Linked DNA regions of Homo sapiens: region 1 is linked to region 2. The links are chromatin contacts, found by Hi-C or POLR2A ChIA-PET in ENCODE. All regions are on one chromosome and are shown on one strand. The core of a region is the stretch at or near the end of the contact, and the rest is flanking DNA. Distances in the headings are between cores, read along the strand shown.

The links. A loop is a pair of places that touch in the nucleus more often than their neighbours do. ChIA-PET counts read pairs that join two places held with the same protein, here RNA polymerase II (POLR2A). Pooled maps may share reads with other maps.
Region 1: a loop to region 2 is called in a map of PC-9, with 9 times the contacts of the local background. The contact joins the promoter of LINC02577 here to the promoter of KMT2E in region 2. A Hi-C loop is called at or near these places in 1 of 168 maps with a recorded cell type or tissue (PC-9) and 1 of 50 pooled maps. POLR2A ChIA-PET finds 5 or more read pairs at or near these places in 1 of 52 experiments (PC-9).

What each region holds. Positions count from the first base shown.
Region 1 is chr7:106,773,126-106,776,827 of GRCh38, forward strand. It overlaps LINC02577 (long intergenic non-protein coding RNA 2577), which reads left to right and starts at 1,893. Exons shown (of 5, transcript NR_170304.1): 1 at 1,893-2,075. RefSeq lists enhancers at 1,558-1,852, 1,964-3,163.
Region 2 is chr7:105,012,341-105,015,653 of GRCh38, forward strand. KMT2E (lysine methyltransferase 2E (inactive)) reads left to right here and starts at 1,865. Exons shown (of 27, transcript NM_182931.3): 1 at 1,865-2,195. It overlaps KMT2E-AS1 (KMT2E antisense RNA 1), which reads right to left and starts at 1,801. Exons shown (of 1, transcript NR_024586.1): 1 at 1-1,801. RefSeq lists enhancers at 415-784, 874-1,413, 1,205-1,254, 1,575-1,694, 1,955-2,184 and silencers at 1,405-1,454, 1,805-1,894.

The DNA of each region.
Region 1 (3,702 bases), core at 643-3,142, 1.8 Mb after region 2:
TTTCATCTCAATAGATGATCCCAAGGCTTTTTTTAAAATTAAATATATTTTTAAAGTAATTTTAATTCTCTCATTCATATATATATACACATATATGTAATTTACCACTTGTGAAACACTTAATCACATGATTTTGATCTACATCCATATGGTTCTATGCAAATTCCTTACCAGCTAGTAATTAAGAACCCTGGTTAAATGTAACACTTGTAAAAGCAGTCCTGGAATTTTGGTGCTGGCCTGGCATGGTATAATAAAGGTGCTCATTCCTGGAATGCAGGGTCAAATTCCAGCCTGGCTCTGCCACTGACAAGTCATGGGACCTTGGGCAAGTCAAGCAACCACTGTGCACCTCAATTTCTTGGTTTCTAACATTTGTGAAGGGCTTGAACTACACTGATCTATGTTTCTTCCATCTTTTAACATAAGTAAGTCATTGCCTATTGAGAACTCATGCCTATCAGTTTACTTGTGATGGTCATTTCGTCTTTCACAGCTCAAGGCATGATTTAGTTTATAATTCTATTGATTTTTAATGTTTTTCAGCCAGGTCATATCAGAAGGAACTTTGCATGCATATTTAGCCTGATTTTAGCAATATTTTTAATCTAATAAACTTAACCAAGCAGTCTTGTTGTTGTTGTTGTCGTCAAAATTTGGGGTAAAATTTCAAAAACAGGAATATAACTTTTTAACTTTTCAACTGTACTCATGCATTTTGGTTTAGCAGTATGCTTTTTTCCCCCATGAATTCAGCAATCTTAAAATATGCTATCGCACAAGATACTCATGGGGGATTTAACACCAAATTTTGTTTTGGAACCTATAGTCACTCACTGTTCCAATCTGAAAAATACATAGATGTATCTCAAGTGTATATATTGGTTACCAGCTGGTAGTTTCTCAAATATCTCCATTTCTTTCAGCTGCTTCACACTCACTACCAAGCAAAAAGGTAGGCTTCCTATGAGCAATGATATGAAATAATGTCATAGGTAAATCAAAATAATCTAGATGAAAATAAAATCAGAGTCACAATCCAATTAGTATTTAATATCTCTGTAATTGAGTGTATGCTAATAATCTTTGAACATTTAGTTTCTTAAAACAGAAAAACCAAATACAGGTACATTCATCTCATTCATTACATTTAATTTTCTACTAACAAGAATGTTCAAGTTTTACAGGGCGAGTATCCCTTATCTGAAATGCTTGGGATGAGAAGTGTTTCCAATTTTGATTTTTTCCCAGTTTTGGAATATTTGCATTATACTTACTGGTTGAGCATCCCTAATTCAAAAATCCAAAATCTGAAATGCTCCAATGAGCATTTCCTTTGAGTACCATGTTGGCACTCAAAAATTTCAAATTTTGGAGCATTTCAGGTTTCAGATTTTTTGATTAAGGATACTCAACTTGTACTATCAAACTGGGAGCTCAAACTAGGACATCATTCCAAAGAAACCTTCCAGAATGTCATGACGTCGTAATTAAATGTTTTTGTTACAGAAAGGGGTCTCAGTTCAGAACCCAAGAGAGGGTTCTTGGACCTCACGCAAGAAAGAATTCAAGGCAAGTCCATACAGTAAAGTGAAAGCAAGTTTATCAGGAAAGTAAAGGAATAAAGAATGGCTACTCCATAGGCAGAATAGCGGCATGGGCTGCTCGACTGATGATACTTTTTGTTACTTCCTGATTATATGCTAAACAAGGGGTTGATGATTCATGAGTCTCCAGGAAAGGGGTGGGCAATTCTCGGAACTGAGGGTTCCCGCCTCTGCCCCTGCCGACTTCTTAGACCATATAGGGTAACTTCCTGATGTTGCCATGGCATTTGTAAACTGTATGGCACTGGCGGGAGTGTCTTTAGCATGTTAGCGCATTATATAATTAGTGTATAATGAGCAGTGAGACGACTGGAGGTCACTTTCATCGCCATCTTGGTTTTGGTGGGTTTTGGACAGCTTCTTTACGCATGCTGTTTTATCAGCAAGGTCTTTGTGACCTGTATCTTGTGCCGACCTCCTATCTCATCCTGTGACTAGGAATGCCTTAACCTCCTGGAATGCAGCTCAGTAAGTCTCAGCCTTATTTTACCCACCCCCTATTCAAGATGGAATTGCTCTGGTTCAAAAGCCTCTGACAGGTAGAAATTCAGATGTTAGAATATTTTACCTCCTTAAAATAATTTAAAGGACCAATTACTGTATAGCTTATTTATTTGGATATTTTATATGATGTTTTCTAAACATATAGTATTTGTCAGTGTTTCCAGTGACAAGGTTTTTTGTGAAGGGATTTAGACCAGTGGGGAGCCCAAGGATATTTATTTTGCTGTCGTTCTTGAGTCACTATAAATATTTCAGTTAAGAGTAGTCATAGGAGAGCAAGCAATTGGAGCTATCTGGATTTGAAAGTACTTCAGCTTTCTTCAGCATCCATGCTATCAGTAGCTGCCTAACCTTGCCTTCTGATATTATGCAAGAATTGGACGCTTCTAGCTAACAAACCTTCACTCATGCTGGCTTTTCCCATCCTTTGATCCCTTACCTTGATGCTGCTTTATGATGCCAAAACACCTCAAAGCTTGAACTTGGATAGCATCAAAACATAAAGACAGTACTGAATCAGCTCATGAATCCTCAAAATCAAAAGTCCTTCTCCCCTGTCCGCATGTCCAGCATTTGTGACTTAGTGAATCATAGGGTGGGGAAGTGACTCACAGTCAGCCCAACAGCACTCTTTTTTTCATTAGTTGTTTCTGAAGAATTGTAAAGTTCTGAATTCAAAGCGTGCTTATAAGTTATCGAGATGGACTTTTTCTCCCCTGCAGCATGCCAGAAACTATACAATCCACCCCCTCTGAAGGAGTTTGTTCATTTAAAAAAAAAAAAAGGGTAAGCATGTTTTTAAAATTTAGTTGCAGCAGACAGTACAGAAAACAGTTATTATGGCCACAGCACATGTTGCCTGGGTCTGCTGCTTTTTCTTCTTTCCTATTTTCTCTCATCCCTTTGTTCCACTAAATCCTCCTGCTCCTACCCCCTTTTACCACCACCCCCTCCTCTTCCTCCCTCCTCCACCCTGGATCCCTAGAGAGGGTTGACCTGGGGGCTAGGTAATAATCCCAGAAAGGGCTTGGGATTCCAAATTGCCAGAGATCAAGAAGGCCATCCAGGGAAAACCTGGAAGGACACAGAGTGGTCAGTGTAAATGCATCCACGTGCTCCAAGTGGGCAAAGTAATTGGTTAAAATGTGTAAATGTAAATGCTAAAAATCGAATCTCTATAGAGTGGCCAATGCTATAAAAGGATTACCTTATTCTAAACAATTTTTTCATTCTGTATTTTTCCTGCCAATCTATATATTGTTCATTATTTCACCTTCTCCTTGTTGTTTTCCTGAGCTTTGGGCAAACCTCATCACTTAATGCATGCAATAAATGGGAGTAAGTTCAATTTTTCATCGAGGATAACCATGATAAAAAAAAGAAAGAAGAAATTCACTAATACTACAAACTGTGTTAACCTTGACATGAGAACTTTCAGAGGAGTAGTGGAGGCAAAAGCTTGATTGGAAGGGACTGAAGGGAATGGGAGGAGAAGAATTGAAGGCAGTAAGTATAGACAACCCCAGAAGAATCATTCAGTGAAGAGCAGCAGAGATAGTAGAGCTGGAGGGAGAGTTACAGGTGGATGTGG
Region 2 (3,313 bases), core at 615-3,114:
CTATTTCAATCTGAGAAACTGTTTCCTCAGAAAGTAATCGATCCTCCTTGACGTTGTACCCCCAGAAGCTGGTCTACCCCTCGCTAGGCCTCCCAGAGGCCCTCAAGGACTCCTAGTTGATTCCGAGTCCCACGTCAGGGAACTACCACCTTACATAAGTATACTTTGCGGGGAGAAAGGCAGATAAGAAAATAGGGCGCCAAACCTTCTCCACCAACAGCCGTCACACCCCACGAGGACTGTCCTGCGGGGGCTTTCCCCTGGGAGCCGCAGCTGTTCTGCCGTATGGGGGAGGGGAACGCTTTCCAACAGTCATCTCTTCCTCTTCAGGCCGCCAACGCCGACCGCACCACAGTCTCCTCCGCCCAAGCCCTGTCCCCTCCCCCGCCCCGGCCTGGGTCGGAGCCAAACCCCACAGGAATGCAGCCCGGTCACATGCGCTGCGGCGGTGGACGTGCCTCTCCCCCCGCGCCCCAAAGAGACCCAGCGCCATCTTGCCCTGACGCAGTTACAAAAGTCACGGGAGAAATCCTGTCTCCTCCTCCGCGCCAGCGCCCCAAAGTTTTGCAGAGGCCGAGCCGGGGCCCTCACCTCGCGCAGGGACAGTAGAAAATGGTCAGGGAAGAGCCTTGCGATTCCCTTCGCCACTGCTTGGGTTCCATATCGGCCGCGGCAGCAACGATCACCATCGTCACTTCTCCCTCTCTACCTTTGCAACAGCCTCCCCCTACGGCTTTGGCCCCACCCGCTGCTGCAGGATGAGGTCATCGCCAGCCAACCACGACGCGCCCGACAGGACACATCAGGCGCTGATTGGCTGCCGAGACCGCCTCTGCCTCTCCCCACTCCGCTTCCCCCAGCGCTCTGGGTCGCTGCGGGGCAAGGGGAAGACGGAAACCATTTCGGGGAAAGACCCCCAAAACAAGAGCCGGAATCGCCGTGTCATTTTAGTGGGGAAACCCTTCTTTTATTCTTTGGTCTCCCCCTTTTTTCTTCGAGATCACTGTCTGTCCCTCCCTCGTTTAATCACCGCCATATAAAGGAATTCCCACTCCCCTCCCCGCACATTGTCCCACCGGTGGGGAAATCCTTCCCCGAGGCCAAGAGAAGTATAGGAGGCAGCGACGGCAACTGCACCGACGGCAACGGCAGCTTTTTACCCCGAAGCACGGTGGCAGGGAGGCGGCGTTGACGGTGGCTGCATTTTTCCGGCTGCTTCTCCCCCCGACCTCTTCCGTTTCTTGCTCCTCCATCGAGACAGCACTAGACTCGCCAGCTCCGCTTTTATCCGGTGCCCGGAGCCTGCGCACTGGAGCCTCCTCAGCCCCTAGTGGGCGTCGAGTGACACCCCAACCGGGTTCACCCAGCGCTGGAGGCCAGACTGGGCTGGGGGAGGAGGGGGAGAGGAACGGGGAGACGGGACTGGGGTTGTTTGGGAGGGGGAGAAGGTGTATCGCTTTCGGAGGGTGACGGGAGGGAGTTCGTTCCCAAGCCCTGCTGTCCTTGTTCGTGCACCCAATACTGGCATGCCCAAGCTCACCTATATCCAGACTTGAGGGCCACTGGGGGAAAGGGGGAAAGAACCAGTCCCACCGAATACCGACACTTCCTCAAACCTTCGGTGGATTGTTGAATGCATCTGTTGTCAGAAAGACAGAGATTCCGTCCCCCTCACCGCCTCCAGTTTGCTATCTTCGAGCCTCCGCGGAGAGGCAACGGCGGGCGGCAGCCCACAAGCAAAATGGCGCCGGGCAGCTTCATCCCCTCCCCCTCTGCCCCTGCGGAGCGGGACGGGCGTACCCCGTGCACTTGCCGCCGCCGCCGCCGCCGCCGCGGCCGCCGCCGCCGCCGCCGCCATTTTCCCAGAGCGAGAGGCAGTGACACTGAGCGGGCGCAGGGGGCCGAGTCGGAGACCGTGCCGGAGTTCGGGAGCGGCAACAGAGTGGGCATAGACACTCCGAGCAGCCTCGCCGTCGTCTCTGCGTTCCTGTTGACTGCCTGGCTGCCCCCTCCCCTACTCCTCGGTTCCTGGTGAAGAGGCTGCGCGCTGCTGTTTGGGGAGGGGGTGTGTGGAGCCGGGTCCTGTGTCCGCAGTGGCTGCTGTCGGGGGGTCGCCTGTTCGCGGAGGTGCGGAGAGACTCCTTGGGGGTCGAGCACATAACGGGGTTCGGGTGTCTCGTGTGTGAACATCACAGGTTAGTGCCTGTCGTCTCCATGGGAGTTCCTGGGGCTTGCGGGGTTGGGGTACTTGTGTTTCAAGGGGGAGGGAGGTCTCTCATCTTTATCCTTAAGCTGGGGGAGCCGACGTTGACTCTCAGGTGTCTTTGCCGGCGCAAGACGTTGCTTGCTTAAATCGAATTTATTCTTTCTTCTCCCTGACCCTAGAAATGGAGCATTATGGCGGGTTTTAGGGTTGGGAAAGGGGTAACTGGCAGTTAAACCCCCTTGAGAGTGGGGGAGTTAGGGAGGGGGCGCACTCCTCATTGGCAGCGGGTTAAGGCCGCTTGAGTGAAGACGGAGGCTTGTGACTGTTAGTAGGGTTTGTGTCGAAGTGGTCCCAGGAGCTGCCAGCGCTCCCTTTTCTCAACCGCGTCTTGTTCAGGTGCTGAAAAGCCATATAGGCCCCATTTTCTTCTTCCATTTCTTGACGGGCAGTCTCTGGTATAATGTGCACATGAATACGAAGGGGGTAAGAAGAACGCCCTGGGCATCTCTCTTTGTGGGAGAGCGAGACAGCTAGCTCCTCATCCTCTCCTGGAGAGGGTAAACCCGCCCCTGAAGTGGTCACCCCAGTACCCAGCCTTCTCAGTCTCCTCCCCCACTCCTTTTGCATTACCGCCGTCCTTTACTGTGCCGGAGCCTTAGGATCTACAATATGGCTCATTTCAGAAAAGCTTATTTTGACCAAGGGATTGGCACAAATTCTATGGCAGCAGACACAGATGAGAAACAAACGGTTCACTGTGCTAAACGGGGTGGGGGTGAGAAAAAAACAATCCAGAGTGCTCTCTTCTACTGGCCTTAGTTCCGTATAGATCCGTCCTTGCTGGGCTCTGTCTTAAGAACGATACAATTTAAAGTCAAAGAGGAATCGCTAGAGTTAGCTCTAGAGTAAACCTCGTTTTGCCTATTTTGTTCCCTTTTTAGAGATGTGAATAAGGTAAGGTGTTTGGAGTTCTGGAGACCTTGGAGAGAATTAAGTGAGGTGCATTCAACTCGAGGCTGGAGACATGAATACCTATTTGGAAAATAGTCTGTTTTTTTCCTTCAATTTCTGAGATGGGGAGTAAAAACTGAAATTTCCCTCTTTTGT